3 separate regions of the Homo sapiens genome follow, and regions 1 and 3 are each linked to region 2. A link is a loop called in an ENCODE intact Hi-C map of the cell type or tissue named here. Cell type or tissue: Calu3. All regions are shown on one strand. Links, peaks and the distances in the headings refer to the core of each region. The heading gives the core; the rest is flanking DNA.

Region 1 (5,905 bases), core at 2,078-4,577, 500 kb before region 2:
CCCCTCCACACCTGTGGGTATTTCTAGTCGGCTGGTATGAGAAACTGAGAAAAGAAGACAGAGAGACAAAGTATAGAGAAACAACAGTGGGCCCAGGGGACCGGCGCTCAGCATACCAAGGACCTGCACCAGCACCGGCCTCTGAGTTCCCTCAGTTTTTATTGATTATTATCTTCATTATTTCAGCATAAAGGAACGTAGTAGGAGGGCAGGGTGATAATAAGGAGAAAAACATGTGAGCAATAGAATCTACATCATAATTAAGTTCAAGGGAAGGTACTATGACTGGACGTACACGTAAGCCAGATTTATATTTCTCTCCACCCAAACATCTCAGTGGAGTAAAGAATAACTAGTCAGCATTGCTGCAAACATGTCTCACCTCCCACCATAGGGCGGTTTTTCTCCTATCTCAGAATTGAACAAATGTACAATCGGGTTTTATACCGAGACATTCAGTTCCCAGGGGCAGGCAGGAGAGAGTGGCCTTCCTCTATCTCAACTGCAAGAGGCTTTCATCTCTTACTAATCCACCTCAGCACAGACCCTTTACGGGTGTCGGGCTGGGGGACGGTCAGGTCTTTCTCATCCCACGAGGCCATATTTCAGACTATCACATGGGGAGAAACCTTGGACAATACCCCGCTTTCAAGGGCAGAGGTCCCTGCGGATTTCCGCAGTGCATTGTGCCCCTGGTTTATTGAGACTAGAGAATGGCAATGGCTTTTACCAAGTATACTGCTTGTAAACATTTTGTTAACAAGGCACGTCCTGCACAGCCCTAGATCCCTTAAACCTTGATTTCATACAACACATGTTTTTGTGAGCTCCAGATTGGATCAAAGTGGTTGGGTCAAAGTGGCTGGGGCAAAGCTACAAATTAACAACATCTCGGCAAAGCAATTGTTCAAAGTACAGGTCTTTTTCCAAATGGAGTCTCTTATGTCTTCCCTTTCTACATAGACACAGTAACAGTCTGATCTCTCTTTCTTTTCCCTACACTAGCCACCCAAGAAAATAAACTGAAAGCTATTAGAATTAACAAGAGGGTTCAGTAGAGCAGCAATGTAAAAAAAAGAAGAAATTAATAGCTTTTCTTCAGACCAGCATAAACCAGTTGGATAATATAATAAGAACATAGAACACAACAAAACTTAACTGAGACATTTAATATATGGACAGAAAAAAAATGAAGCATCATTATATACTTGAATTGAAAAAGAAAATACTATAAATTAAAATTCTTACATTAATTCGCTAGTTTAGGGCAATACCAAATAAGAACCAACAAATGGTACTTTTAAAACTTGAGGAGTTTTGACTTCTAAAATGGCAGAGTAAGACCTCTGAAAATCTACTCCTCTATGAAAGCAACAGAAACACATGCAAAAACTATCAAAATCAACTTTTCCTGAACTCTAGACATTAATCAAAGTGTTGTAACAATTTGAGAAGTGTTTACACAAGAAGAAAATGGCTGAATATGTAAGAATATTGCAATTTATGGCATTTTAACTTTCCCTAATCTCATCCCTCTCTCTTCAGCTTCAAGATAACCCTAGAAATCAAGTCTTTCAGCCAGGTGTGATAGTTTTCATGTGTAATCCCAATTACTCAGAAGACTGAGGCAGAACCCAGGATTTAGAAGCTACAGTAAGCTATGATTACACCTTTGAACTCCAGAACTCCAGCCTGAACAATAAACTGAGACTTTTTCTCACAATAATAAAAAGAAAAAATAAATCGAGAAGCTAGTCTTCTTACAGTAGCACAATTCACAGTTGCAATTGATGTGGAACCAACCTAACCGCCCATTGACTAATGAGTGGATAAAGAAAATGTGGAATATGTACACCATGAAATACTACTCAGCCATTAAAAAGAATGAAATAATGTCCTTTGCAGCAACTTGGATGGAGCTGGAGATCATTATTCTAAGTAACACAGGAGTAGAAAACCACTTATAAGCTTATACGTGGGAGATAAGCTATGAGTATGCAAAGGCATACAGAGTGATATGATCGACTTCAGAGACTTAGAATGGGAAGGGTGGGAGAGAAGTTAAGGATAAAAAACTACACATTACATTACTACATTACTACACAATGTATGCTACTCGGGTGACCAGTGCACTAAAATCTCAGAACTGACCACTATATAATTCATCCATGTAACGAAAAATCATTTGTACCCCAAAAGATATTTAAATAATTTTTTTTAAAAAAAGAAATCTAGTCTTCCAAATGCAATAGCTATTAAAACCAGCAGTTTGGCAGCCACTAAGTGAGGCAGAATAAGGTAGGAACTCCCTAGAAGTCCTGTCTGCAGAGATTTGTCACTACTTTACGTGTCTGGCAGCTTGTTAGAAAGCACTATTCTCAGGTTTTGTCTTTATCTGACCTTAGTTGGAGCTCTCGCTGTTTGTGAAGAGCCCTCTTCTCAGGATTTTGCCAAAAATAATCAACAGCAATTGTTTAACATCACAGCTGCCTAATGTGGCTTTATTTGTTGGGAGGAACAAGAACTTGACCAAAATACAAAAGAAAATACTGAGGACTGACATGATCATAAGAAACTTTGCAAAGCTAAACATAACCAAGAAATCTAGGAGGCTACACACATACTCAGGACTGTGCACATGCCCAGGAAAGGACTGAGACAATACTGTCAATCACAATATTAGTAGAGCTGTTGACAATTAAAACAAAAAAATGAAGCCTAACATTTTAATTTAACTTTTAATAAATATTCCATGTTTATTAAAAATATATTTGGTTTTAAAAAATTATTGGTGGCGTCTATAGAAGACATACTTTTCTAATATATATTTCTTAGGAGTTGCTGTATTTTGCTCATAATATTTACATTATTAGCATGCTAGTCCTGAAGAAATAGAAGAAGTATACCATTGTTGAGTTTTGAGTAGTGAATCTTCCATTAAATTGTTTTCCCTGAATAAATAACTAGCCTGAAACCACTAGAGGGCAAGCTTTACGTTATAATGAAACAAGAATCACTTTCACATCCATAGTAATAGCACACATTTAAGGTGTGCTATTCTCAAAATGACTATTTTGAGAATAGAAATCTAATTTCTGTATAACTAACTTTTTTCTTTAAGAGGTAAATAAAGGTAAAATCACATTTTATATATATTCCTAAATTTAGCTACTCAAGAGCAGTAATTTTTAAACTTTAACATGGCAATTTTTTAGAATCAGTATTAGACGTATGAGTCACATGCAATTCCGCATCTTCATAAAATGATATTCAATATCAAACAAATACTGTTTCCTAGTTATTAATTTACAAATAAGTTACTGATTAAACTAATCTGTGTGCTTCCTATTCCCTGACCCCTAAATAAGGCAAAAGGAATTCAGCCTAAAACTTTGGCACCTAGGCTTAAGAGAAAATCTCTGTATATGGCACAGAGTTCTTTTTGTCATTGCAAAAATATTTGAAAATGATAATTCATTGATAGGTCACACCATAGCATGTGTGTGTTATACATTTCATGAAATTCCTATTTTGCTATGAAAATCTGATAATTAGCTAAACTGACAGTCAATCTAATCTTGGCACAAATATGTATATAATGACCTATGTTAACAAATATCCTGTAGTTTTTTCTCTGTTCCCTGGGTGTGCTCTGCTGCTCAGGAAAACATGGATCATTAGACAAGCACATTTGATAATTTGTAGCAAGTATTGAGCACTTAACATTTAAATTGTATTATGTAACTTGCTCATAGACACAAAGTTGGTGAGTGGTTGAGCCTGGATTACACTGATACCTGACACTTTCTTCTGAAGTGGTAGTTATATTCCAAGTAAATCTTTAAGGTTCAAATAACACAAAAAGAAGTACTAGCTAGTTGAATCAGATTGTAGTTTGGGAAAGGATGGTGTCAGACTAAGGGGTGGCTGTATTAGGCCCTTCTTGCGTTGCTATAAAGACATTTCTGAGACTTAGTAATTTATAAGAAAAGAGGTTTATCATTCCATCCCTGGCCCTTCCCAAATCTCATGTCCCTCTCATATTGCAAAATACAATCATCCCTTCTCAGTAGTCCCCACAAAGTCTTAACTCATTCCAGCATTAACTCAAAAATCCCAAGTCCCAAATCCAAACTCTTATCTGTAAATGAGTTCCTTCTACCTATGAGCTTGTGAAATCACAGCAAGTTATATACTTCCAAGATACAATGAGGTATAGGCATTGGGTAAACATTCCCATTCCAAAAGGGATAAATTGACCAAAAGAAAGGGGCTACAGAACCCATGCAAATTCGAAACCCAGCAGGGCAGTCATTAAATCGTAAACCTCCAAAGTAATCTCCTTTGACTCTGTTTCACATCTAGGGCACACTGCTGCAAGGGGTGGGCTTTCAAGGCCTTGGACAGCTCTGCTCCTGTGACTTTGCATGTTCAGCTCCCAGGGCTGCTCTCATGGGTTGGAGTTGAATGCCTGTGGCTTTTCCAGATGCAGGGTCCATAATGCTAATGGATATAGCATTCTGGGTTCTGGAGGACAATGCCTCCCTTCTCACAGCTACACTAGGCAGTGCCTTATTAGGGACTCTGTATGGAGATTGCAACTCCACATTTTCCTTTCAACTTCCCTAGCAGAGGTTTTCTGTGAAGGCTTCCCCACTGCAGCAGGCACTTGCCTGGGCACCAAAGCTTTCTCATAAATCTTCTGAAATCTGGGTGGAGGCTACCAACCGTTCTTCACTCTTGTATTCTGTGCACCTACAGGCTTAATGCCACATAGAAGCTGCCAAGGCTTATGGCTCGCATTCTCCAAAGTTGCAACTCAAGCTATACCCGAGTCTCTTAGAATCCTAGCTGGAGCTAGAGTAGGCATATATGTGGAGCAGTGTCTTGGGATGCACAAAACAGTGGGACTTTAGGCTGGGCCATGAAACCATTCAGTCTTTATAGGCTTCAGGGCCTGCAATGGAAAGGGCTGCCTGGAAGATCTCTGAAATGCATTTGAGGCCTTTTAACCATTGTTTTGTTTATTACCATTTGGCTCTGTTTTAGTTAACCAAATTTCTCTAGCATGAGGTTGATCCACAGCCTGCTTAAATTCCTCTTCCAAAAGAGCTTTTCCTTTCTCTGCTATATGGCCAGGGGCAAATTGTTTAAACTTTTACACTCTGCTTCCTGTTTAAATATAAATTCCAACTTTAAGTCATTCATTTGTTCCTAAATCTGAGCATAGGTTGTTAGAAGCAGCCAGACTATATCTTGAACACATTGCTGCTTAGAAATTTCTTCTGCCGGATATCCTAGGTCATCATATCTCAAACTCAAACGTCCACAGATGCGTAGGGCATGAACAGAATGCAGTCAATTTATTTGCTAAGGCATAACATGCATGACCTTTGCTCCAGTTCTCAATAAGTTCCTTGTATCCATCTGAGATCTCTACAACTTGGATTTTATTGCCCATATCACTATCAGTATTTTGGTCACAACCGTTTAACCAGTCTCTAAGATGTTCCAACCTTTCTGTCTCTTTCTGTCTTCTTCTGAGCCCTCTAAGCTATTCCAACCTCTGCCCATTACCCAGTTCCAAAGTTGCTTCTACATTTTCAGGTCTTTACAGAAATCCCCCACTCCTCAGTACCAATTTTCTGTATTAGTCCATTCTTGCATTGCTATAAAGAAATACCCTAGACTAGGTAATTTATTTTTAAAAAGGTTTACATTGGTTCATGGTTCTGCAGACTGCACAGGAATCATAGTGGCATATGCTTCTGGGGAGGCCTGAGCTTACAATTATGGAGTAAGGGAAAATGGGACCAGGTACATCACATGGAAAGAGAGAGGAGAGACTCTGCAGGGGAGGAGAGGTGACACACATTTTTACATGACCAGATCTCCCCAGAACTCA
Region 2 (5,905 bases), core at 1,437-3,936:
AAAAAACCCTCCAAAAAATTAATGAATCCAGGAGCTGGTTTTTTGAAAGGATCAACAAAATTGATAGACCGCTATCAAGACTAATAAAGAAAAAAAGAGAGAAGAATCAAATAGACGCAATAAAAAATGATAAAGGGGATATGACCACTGATCCCACAGAAATACAAACTACCATCAGAGAATACTACAAACAACTCTATGCAAATAAACTAGAAAATCTAGAAGAAATGGATAAATTCCTCGACATATACAGTCTCCCAAGACTAAACCAGGAAAAAGTTGAATCTCTGAATAGACCAATAACAGGATCTGAAATTGTGGCAATAATCAATAGCTTACCAACTAAAAACAGTTGAGGACCAGATGGATTCACAGCAGAATTCTACCAGAGGTACAAGGAGGAACTGGTACCATTCCTTCTGAAACTATTCCAATCAATAGAAAAAGAGGGAATCCTCCCTAACTCATTTTATGAGGCCAGCATCATCCTGATACCAAAGCCAGGCAGAGACACAACTAAAAAAAGAGAATTTTAGACCAACATCCTTGATGAACATTGATGCAAAAATCCTCAATAAAATACTGGCAAACTGAATCCAGAAGCACATCAAAAAGCTTATCCACCATGAGCAAGTGGGCTTCATCCCTGGGATGCAAGGCTGGTTCAATATATGCAAATCAATAAATGTAATCCAGCATATAAACAGAACCAAAGACAAAAACCACATGATTATCTCAATAGATGCAGAAAAGGCCTTTGACAAAATTCAACACCCCTTCATGCTAAAAACTCTCAATAAATTAGGTTTTGATGGGACATATCTCAAAATAATAAGAACTATTTATGACAAACCCACAGCCAATATCATACTGAATGGGCAAAAACTGGAAGCATTCCCTTTGAAAACTGGCACAAGACAGGGATGCCCTCTCTCACCACTCCTATTCACCATAGTGTTGGAAGTTCTGGCCAGGGCAATTAGGCAGGAGAAGGAAACAAAGGGTATTCAATCAGGAAAAGAGGAAGTCAAATTGTCCCTGTTCGCAGATGACATGACTGTATATCTAGAAAATCCCATTGTCTCAGCCCAAAATCTCCTTAAGCTGATAAGCAACTTCAGCAAAGTCTCAGGATACAAAATCAATGTACAAAAATCACAAGCATTCTTATACACCAACAACAGACAAACAGAGAGCCAAATCATGAGTGAACTCCCATTCACAATTGCTTCAAAGAGAATAAAATACCTAGGAATCCAACTTACAAGGGATGCGAAGGACCTCTTCAAGGAGAACTACAAACCACTGCTCAATGAAATAAAAGAGGATACAAACAAATGGAAGAACATTCCATGCTCATGGGTAGGAAGATTCCACATTTCTACAAAAAAGGACCATTAGCTCTTGAATGAGGTAAGAAACACAATAAAAATAATTTAAGGAATGCATATATGTTCATTTTTATTTCTCCTGAAACACTCATCTCAAACTGAAGAGTTCAGGTTGGTTTTCTCCAATTGGTTTGTTTTCTCACAATGCATTTGCCTATCTCTCTTTACTTCTCACCTACTTAAATGCTTGTTATTTTTAAAAATCCTAAGTTAATTTCCCCTATCTTCATTTGTTAGGTATGTCAAGGTTTTCCCACCACCTTACAAACTCCAACACAAATTATATTCATTGAGCTTTTCTCAGCTCTATATAGTCAATTAATTTTTATAAATCTATTTTATCTCTCCAACTAAATCATAAGTTTTTACAAATTTAGGACCTTGTGTGTTCTTCTGTTCACTATATTGAAAATATATTCAATGATTCATTGATTGATTGATCGGATTGCCTAAGAGAATAGGCATCTTTATTTAGTGCTATACAATTTTATTTATTTACAAGTGATAAAGTGCCTATAATATAAATATTAAAGTAATAGGCAATATAATTTGCTATTAAATAGCTTTTAATAAGATACAATTCATGGTCTTGATTCTAAAAACACACTTTCCTGAAAAAGAGGTGATTGTGCAATACTTTTTAATATGACATAGAATGATTCATTTAACAGGTAATATGTTGGCCTTGAGGCTTGGTGCACAAGGATGGACTCAGAATAGGGACCTAGGAGAAATAAATTCTAATCTCTGCCCCCTTCAGATACCATGATTTGGGAATTTGGAAAATTTGTTAAGAGTCTTTAACCTTTTATGGGCTTTATTTCCTTATCTATAATATGAAAATAGATTAGAAAAATCTCTAAATTTACTTTTAGTATAAAATTACATGTTACCTGTATACACTGGTGAAATAAAATTGTTTGAGCTCCTTTTCATATAAAGCCTCTATGTTGAAACTTTCATGTGAAACCTTGAAATTGCTTTAAGAAAAACTCACTATACTTTATTACATTCCCCCATTTAGCCAAACACTTAACATGTATGAATTAGTAAAGTCATGATTCATAATTTTCTTTATATTAACAAAAAAGTAGATTTAAAAAATAGTATGTTAAAGGTAAAACTGCCACACGAAGTTGGAAGATGACTAATTTATTTGTGATATTTCACTTTTTAATTGGAGATACTATATATGAGTATCCCCACAAGGTGCGTGACCCAATACCTATCACTTTCTTCCTTTTTTTCTACTGTCTTATTCATAAACATGCCTTAAACACTGAAAATTAAGGGTACAAATGCAGACATACATACGTAATAGGCAAGTGATAAAAGCATTTAACATTTTAAACATAAATTATCAAAATTTATAATTAGAAAATCCACATGAAAGCTAACTGTATGTATTATAGATGAAAATAGATTTACCTCATGAGTTTTAACCATCCTTTCTTGCCTTTATTTATGAGGTGTCTCTTAGCCTAATAAAAATGTCAGTATATGCATGTGGTGCTGACATCTGCTGGCAGAGATGGTCGGCAACAATATGTGACCCCGACAAGTAGACCTACAGAGGCAGGTGTGGAGCGCCTAACGTAAAAAAGTGTTTAAGACATATTTATATTTTCATGAATTCTAATATGGTGTAGAGAAGTGTCATGTCAAGTAAATTTCGTTTCCGAATATTGACTCTAAGAATGCAATGCCCGTGGGCAAGTCATTTGACCACACTGGGTCTGGATGCATTCTGTTTGTTCCAGCTCTAATACTTGATTTGACTTTCACAGGTTGTTACCTTTATATAATCTTCATTGTGGTGTCCTATTTAAGGAAAGGAAGTCAGACTGGTGGGAGCAGGGGAAAGCAGAAAGAAGAAGCAGATTAGCTACAAGTCTGCCTTACTTCACGGTCCCGGACACATAGCCCTCCTGCGCAAATAATTCACAATCTTTCTGCGCCCAGTTATCACCAGACCCTTGGCTGATACAAAAAAAAAATTCAGGTTAGCTCACTACAACCTTGGAGTTATCAGTATTGCACAAAGCCCTCCACAGCATGCGGCATAAATAGTATCCTGTAAAATCTCCAGCAAGCCTTTGTTTCCTCATAGTCAGCTCCTCTTCTGCTGATCCTGCCTGTTGCTCCCTTGTAACATACTTTCATACTTTCATACTTTCTCTAATAAACCTCTCTTTATCTACAACTGTCTTGGTAAGTTGTTTTACCCTCATGCCATGGGCTCAAATAGACATAGCTCCCCTGTGACATTCATCATGATTTTATAATAATTCAGAAACATACTGTAGAATTAATTTTTAAGTGTTTACAATAGACCAAGAGCTGAATGGATTCAAATTAAATATATATTAGTATCAAGCTTTCACCTACTGATAAAAAAATAAAGGAGTCTAAGATTTCTTTTAAAAAAAAACAAAGCTTAGCTCATTAAATATTTCCAAGCATCAAAACCAGAGATAAGGTATTCATGTAGGAAAAGTATTAAATATAGTATCAAAAGTTCTGGTTTTTCTATTTTGGGAAAAGCCAGCTTAACATCTCTAAAATACCTAAAATGAGCTCCATACCTAAAAATGGAGATAATATACTCACCTCACAGTAGTATTTTAAGGATTAAATGAGAAATGCAGTCAATGATTATTATTAAACTATAAAGATCTTTATAAATGTATAATAATATCATACTTTAGTTACATTATATATCTTTCTTGTACATCTGTTATATAGCAATAATAGCTGAGAGCCTACAGATAATTTCATCTTAGTTGAAATTTTATTTAAAAATTTATAGTAAAAAATCTAAAATTAATAGTCTACTCAATTTAAAAGACCCAAATGTTTTGGAAGGCTCACATGAGTCTAATTTTGTATCTCAAGATTGACTTAATAGAGTAGATGCCACTAAGAACATAGATTTGTAAATAATTCATATTTCTGAGAGTAGTTGTTATATAATAAATACTTAATCATCTTACACATTTTTCCTTATTTTATTAGTTAGTTTTTATTTTATCTATGCATCATGTCACTATTATAAATAATACACTGAGCTAGATGCTCAGATGACAGGGAGAAAATGGAAAGTGGAAAAAAACATATCACAGTCACTGGCCTTCACAGATTTTTAATTTTCATGGAAAGATAGACATTCCAAATGAAACATATGACGTAAAAGGATTTTAAGGAAAATGCTGAGTACAATGTAGAATTAACCAATTCAAAATCTCAAATCAAAAAATGTTATCATGTGGCCTTATTTAAACTTGGGCCCCAGTAGCAAGATTTAGGACAGGACAGACCTTCTGAGGCCAGGGGTTTCAGCACAGGGTGAATAGAGGCTACCACGCCAGGACTTGGCCAGGACTAGGAAGAGGCAGAACAGAAAATGTTAGATACAGAAATCTGAATAGTTAGGAGAGGAGCTGCAGGTTACTAGGAGGGAGGGTAATGATAGAAGACACAATGTTCAAGTACAATACAGGCAGGTCTGGTGAGCAAGGGTTTCAGAAAAAGTATGAGGCTATGGAGCAAAGCTGCAAATATTCAACAGATGATCTGACTAAAAATTTTTAAAAAACAAACTTTATTGGGTGAAAAATAGAAAGTTTGAATACATTAATTAATTAGTTATCTATTCCACATTTGCCTCGTATACCTGAACTTGATAAAAAAGAATGAATATGAAACAGATCTTTCCATTGAATAATTTATTATATGAACGTGTATTGAAAAGCTCTAATTTAAACCAGGTATGTGGTGGGCACAGCTAGAATAAATGGTAGACGTGATATTCACTCTCACGGAGTTTACATCTAGATGACTGAACACAAATACTTGAATGGAAATAATTGTTAATGAAAACATGTGAACTGCCATAAAAAGGAGAATGAAGTATTGAGAAAAATCAAATGGAGAAGTATGTCAGGTATTTGGGAAACTACTGATGCATTTAGAACTGTGGTGGATATAAAAGTATAACATCAATTTATATTTATTGAATGGTTAAGTAAATTGATTGTGAATAAATGACTGACTGAAGCAATGTACAAGTAGGGTGAGGCTGGAAAGGACTGGAAGGGGAGGGGCTTATCTACAGATATTTGAGTAAAATAATCATAGATATAATAATCAAGAATCTAGGATTTTCTGAAGCAGCTTTGATTGTAAATAGCCTGACCTGTAGTCTCTCCACATATACTTCTGCTTGCCAGGCATGTACTGATATTTGCTTTTAAAATGTGATTATTTTAAGCATGTAAAAGAAATGAGGATTAGTGCCAAGGCAACTGGCTTCAGAGCCAGAACTCTGCTATTTCCTTCCAGCCCAAGACTCACTTGGTCTTAGAAAGGGGTGAGAGCCCTCCATTAGAGACAGGTGGAAACACCTGGGGTCCTGAGGGTCAGAGGCAGGGGGACATACGCAGTGAGGACACAGATCTCGATTCACTGCTAGTTTGCCAGCTACCTAAATCCTCCTGTTTTTCTTTTTTTTTCAT
Region 3 (5,905 bases), core at 1,802-4,301, 430 kb before region 2:
TTATAGACTCATAGGTGGAAGGGACTTGCCTTGTCTCAGATAAGACTTTGGACTTGGACTTTTGAGTTAATGCCGGAATGAGTTAAGACTTTAGGGGATTGTTGGAGGGCATGATTACGTTTTGAACTGTGAGGACAAGAGATTTGGGGGGGGTCAGTAGTGGAATGATATGGTTTGGCTGTGTCCCCATTCAAATCTCATAAAATCTCACCTTCAATTGTAGTCCCCATAATCCCCATGTGTAATGGGAGGGACCAGTGGGAGGTAATTGAATCATGGGAGCCCATTACCTCCATGTACCTCCATGCTGTTCTCATGATAGTGAGTGAGTTCTCACAAGATCTGATGGTTGTATAAGAGCCTTTTCCCCCTTTTGCTCTGTACTTCTCCTTGCTGCTGCCATATGAAGAAGGATGTGTTTGCATCCCCTTCCACCATGATTACAAGCTTCCTGAGGCCTTCTCATCCCTGTGGAACTGTGAGTCAATTAAACCTCCTTCCTTTATAAATTACACAGTCTCAGGTATGTCTTCATTAGTAGTGTGAGAACAGACTAATACAGCTACCTTTACTAAATTCACCTGTAAACAAACTGTCATGTAAATACTATGGATTTCCATTCATGAGGGAAAATGACTGAAGACACTTGCTTTTCCACTGTAAACAATTTTAAAACTGAACCAAATATGTGAACATAAAAAACCTTTTTGTTCAGTTATTGGACAAAAAAATACCCAGACTCTGATCCTTGAACTTAAGGAAACAAATGAAGTGAGCAGCACTCTCACCCTGGCCACCTTCTTAGGAACATTTTCCACCCTGGTTTAGGAAGGTGGAACTCAAGCAGTGAGCTGCAGTCTTGTTGAGCTGAGGAGGAAGAAAACAGAATGCATTAAGTTTATTTTAGAATTTTTTATTTGTTTGCTGCTTATTTTCCGCAGAATATTTTTATGAGAGAAGTGTGTATTAGTTACTGTAAGAGAGTATCTTGAAGGCAGCATCTTTGTGAAAGCAGGATTACTGAAAAGTAAGGAACAAATTAACTCATTAAAAGAAACTAGAATGGAAGCAAACGCAAGACTTAGAGTTGAAGTATATGAGTTTAGCGTATGCCATTCTCTGCCCTCTTGGCTTCTTTGTGAACCACGAAAAAAAGTACAGTGCAGGCAATGAGCGAGTCATTGCAGTTACCAGAGATGGAACATTTATTAGGACAAAGAGTGTGGGAGAAAGTCTTCAGTAAGTTGGTGATTTATTATGTATTTCTGATTTAGAATTTTATTAGTGTCACACCCAACAACAAAGTTAGCTGAGACACAAAGAAAATGAAAGAATGTGGCTGGTGTAACAGAGAGAAGGTGAAGAAAGACACGTATTAGAACAGCACAGAGCTTTGCTTAGAAAAAAAAAAAGGTGCTGGGAGGCCTGGGTTCAAAATGAGGACACACTTATCTATTTGAGAACCTAGTTAGAAGAAAGAAGACATGCCAAAGATGACTTTTTCTGACTTTATGATTTCTTGAGGTTAACTTCACTAATTATAGTAAAAATCAATGGGAGAAAAGTGAGGACTTTGAAGTCACAAATCAGTCATTACAAATCTTTTTTCATTCCCCCACCTCACAGAGGAGTTCCCTGGCTGTACAGCGCTCATAGCAGGACTGTGTCTATAGAAAGTTGTAATAAATACTCTTTGATTCAAATACAACTAAATTGAATGGATGTGAGTTGAATTGATTTGAATCAAATTAAATGAACCCAAACTGCAAGAGAAACAATTTCTAATTTAGATAATTTGAAAAAGAGTCTAGAAAATTACATAGTCTAATATCCTCTGATGAGAGATGAAGATTACAACACACTTTTAAATGAAATTCAAGAGCATGCACACCTAATTGGTGGCACACATAGGACCAAGTTCTAGTTTTCTAACTTTCTGCCCAAACTTACCTTCACTATGCCACACTATATAAGATCTTTGTGACCTACAAATATAGATAATAATAATAATAATAAAAGGTGAGTGAAGAGGAAAATAATTTTTACATCTATAACTAAAGGTTGCAGAGCTATGTTGGATGAAGAATAGATTGTGAAGACTAAAAGTCACAATTCTATAATATGGCTTTAACTTTCAAAGAAGAGGTGATTTAGACAGACTAGTTGCACATGCTTTTATAATCTGAGGAAAATTATGTTGATGCTATGAATAAACACATAGATGTATTAAAAATAAAATGAATTAATGACCTCATTGTAATTTATTCAATTATCATAATTTCTATCACTAGTGTCAAATTTTTACACAATGAACTCTGATGAAATCAGCCATAATAATTTAACTAAATTCATCATCTTCACTATTTAGGTTCAATACTGGCTGCCTTAAAATCAATCAAGATAATGTAAAAACAAAACTGAATGTGAAAATATTAGTTTGTGATAACAATAGGCAATATCCAAAATTTGTAGTGGCACAGATTAAATGTGCTTAATGGCTTGAGAAGAGATTATGACTTTAAAAGTTAATTTGTCTTTCTACTACTCCAGTTTGATGCCTTAGAAACATTTTATGAAGCAAAGTTTTTAGATTTTGTAACTCAGAAAAGGCCTATTTATATTTAAGTAGTTCTCTGAGAAGATATCAAATTTTACAACATTTTTTGTAACCATTGGGTGGATATTTCTTTATGCAGGTATTACATGTAAGGAATATTTGTACGGGAGATTTAATAAAGACAGTATTTGCAAAAAGTAATTACTTGTCAGGCTTCAGTGATTCCTAATCTGTCCACAGTGGGGCAGCACTCTACAGGAAAATTAAAATCATATCCTAAATAAAATTCTACCTGTAGTGAAGTGGTAACACAGACTGTTCTATATAATGTGATCATCACAGTTTGTGTCAGATGGGGAAAGGGAGGGTTAAACATCTAGATACAACTAACTTATACTAAAATGGTTAACACAACATAGTGCCCTCATAATTGGACTTTAAAAAATCACAACAGGACCCGACAAATATTTCTATATTGTAAATGTGTTCTGTTTTTATCTTTTTCCCAACTGAATGTTTTTTTCATAAATGTGAAACTTTAAACATTTTGCACCTGATTTAAACAACACCTGTCACTTCTTATCAGCAAACAAATTTGGTAATCAATATAAAGAAATTGTAGAAAATACTAAATCAAAAATATTATCAAATAATGGGGAGAAAAAAAGTTGTTTAAAATTTTTCTTGGGTGTTTAAAACTTTTCAAAATGTATTTGCTTTTCAATGATGTATATTTGTGTAATTGTTCTTTACTTGATAACAAATTTTGGAAATAAAAGTATCACCCATTATAAATAACATAGACAAATCTTAGCATGTCATTGAATCAAGTGTCTTCAAACATATAAAAGCCCTTTGCTGTACTCTAAGATATAATTAAGGAGCCCTAATCAAATTCAGAAATAATTTCTTTCAGAGGAAAGTCTATTCCCTATAATAATAAATAATATTATTTACTATTTTATTTAAAGATATTTTATATATATATATATATATATATATATATATATATATATATATATATATATATATATATATGGCGAGGGAGAGAAATAGAGTTTACGAACCACTTAGTGCTTACTAAGCATGAGTGTTCTCTATATTGGCTACACCACCTTACTTTCTCACCAGCAGTGTACAAGGTTTCCCTTGTTTCCCTTTTCTCCACATTCTTGCCAGCACTTGTTATCTTAGGTTCCACAGAAATTTAAAAACAGAATTACCATATGATCCAGCAATCGCACTTCTAGGTATACACCCAAAGGAATTGAAATCAGTATCCCAAAGAGATACCTGCCCTCCCAATCACTGCACCACTATTTATAATATTCAAAAAGTAGAAGTAGCCTAAATGTTCATGGATGGATGAATGAATGGATACAGAAAACATGATATATACACACAATTGAATATTTAAAAAGGAAGGAACCATTGAACATTAAAAAAGGAAGGAAATACTGCCATTTGCCACAACATAGATGAACATGGAGAATAAAATGCTAGGTGAAATAAACCAAACACCAAAGGACAAATATTGCGTGATCCCATTTATATGAGGAATCTGCAATAGTCAAATTCATAGAAGCAAATATTAGAACGGTGGTTTCCAGGGGCTGGGGGCAGGGGGAAATGGGAAGGTATTTGCCAAGGGTTATAAGTTTTAATTTCACAAGGTAAGTCCTAGATATCTACTGCACAGCATAATGTCTATAATAAACAATACTGTAATAAAAACCCAAACATTTGTTAAGAGGATATACCTTATGTTAAGTGTTCTTTATCATCATCATCATCATCACTTCATCATCATAATTAACAAAGATGATAGAAGAAAACTTCTGGAAGAGATGGATAGGTTCATGGCATAGATTGCAGTGATGGTTTCACAGGTGTATATGTATCTCCAAACTCAAGAAGCTGTATATATTAAATATATACAAGTTTTTGTATGTCAATTATAACCTCAACAAAATTGGTTTTAGACATTGTCAAGGGCTGTTCAAAACCCGTTATATATGGTATTCGTTTTGAGACTCTTCTGAGTGATTTGCACTCTTCAAATCCACTTCTGGTTTAACACAGTTTAATAGCGGCTGTCTATGCCTTTCTGCCTCTCAATATTCCTCTCTATTTTATCTAGCTACACCTATAACTCTTATCTATGGTAATCATCTAAGTTGCTAGTTTCAGTCCATCTTACTCCCAGAACTGATTCTACAACAATTCATGTCCTCCTACTACCCCTTCCTTCTTCCACAGCTGACCTACCCTGGTTTCTATACGTCTGCCCTTCTGGCCAATCCAACAATCCAACATGGGGTCCATTATATCCATTATATTTCTGATGTTTCTTTTTGTATTTTGTTTTTGTTTTTTTTTTTTGACAGAGACTTGCTCTGTCGCCAGGCTGTAGTGCAGTGGTGCGATCTCAGTCACTGCAACCTCAGTCTCCAGGGTTCAAGCGATTCTCCTGCCTTAGCCTCCCGGGTAGCTGGGACTACAGTCACCTGCCACCATGCCCAATTAATTTTTTTTGTATTTTTAGTAGAGACGAGGTTTCACCATGTTGGCCAGGATGGTCTCTATCTTCTAACCTCGTGATCCACTGGCCTTGGCCTCCCAAAGTGTTGGGATTACAGGCGTGAGCCACCGCTTCTAGCCTTCTCGTGTTTTTTAATATGTACAACATTCCTTAATGAATGAGCTGCTTTTATGAAGCTGAAACGTATCTAATAACAAAGACAAAAAGGAGAATGGATAAAGAATGTATTGAAAGGGCTGGGCACGGTGGCTCACGCCTGTAATACCAGCACTTGGGGAGGCCGAGTCGGGTGGATCACCTGAGGTCTGGAGTTCGAGACCAGCCTGGCTAACCTGGTGAAACCCCACCTCTACTAAAAATACAAAAAATTAGCCGGGCGTGGTGGTGGACGCCCGTAATCCCAGCTACTCAGGAGGCTGAGGCAGGAGAATTGCTTGAACCCGGGTAGGGGGAGAGGGGCGGAGGTTGTGGTGAGCTGAGATCGTGCCATTGCACTCCAGCCTGGACAACAAGAGAGAAACTCCGTCTCAAAAAAATAAAGAAAAAAAAAATGTACTGAAAAGGGCCGGATGCTGTGGCTCAAGCCTGTAATCCCAGCACTTTGGGAGGCCAAGACGGGTGGATCACGAGGTCAGGAGTTCAAGACCAGCCTGGCCAACATGGTGAAACCCCGTATCTACTAAAAATAGAAGAATTAGCCAGGCATGGCAGCGGGCACCTGTAATCCCGGTTACTCAGGAGGCTGAGGCTGGAGAATGGCTTGAACTCGGGAGGCGGAGATTGCCGTGAGCCGAGATCGTGCCATT

The links. Hi-C counts contacts between places; a loop is a spot of excess contacts. Peaks named below come from ENCODE experiments on the same cell type or tissue, not always from the same donor. Only the 100,000 strongest peaks of a DNase experiment are listed, where the experiment ranks them.
Region 1: it touches region 2 in a loop (12-fold over the local background); 5 of 110 quality-filtered maps call a loop at or near these places.
Region 3: a loop joins it to region 2, with 8 times the contacts of the local background. A loop is called at or near these places in 32 of 110 quality-filtered maps.

Annotation. Positions count from the first base shown.
Region 1 is chr6:95,361,229-95,367,133 of GRCh38, forward strand. No RefSeq gene overlaps it. Among named protein-coding and RNA genes, the nearest start is that of MANEA-DT, 210 kb to the right of the region's middle. In Calu3, for the core only: no CTCF peak of the experiment used is centred there; no DNase peak of the experiment used is centred there.
Region 2 is chr6:95,864,014-95,869,918 of GRCh38, forward strand. No RefSeq gene overlaps it. Among named protein-coding and RNA genes, the nearest start is that of FUT9, 150 kb to the right of the region's middle. In Calu3, for the core only: no CTCF peak of the experiment used is centred there; a DNase peak (open chromatin) is centred at 2,928.
Region 3 is chr6:95,429,020-95,434,924 of GRCh38, forward strand. No RefSeq gene overlaps it. Among named protein-coding and RNA genes, the nearest start is that of MANEA-DT, 150 kb to the right of the region's middle. In Calu3, for the core only: a CTCF peak has its summit at 2,797; a DNase peak (open chromatin) is centred at 2,802.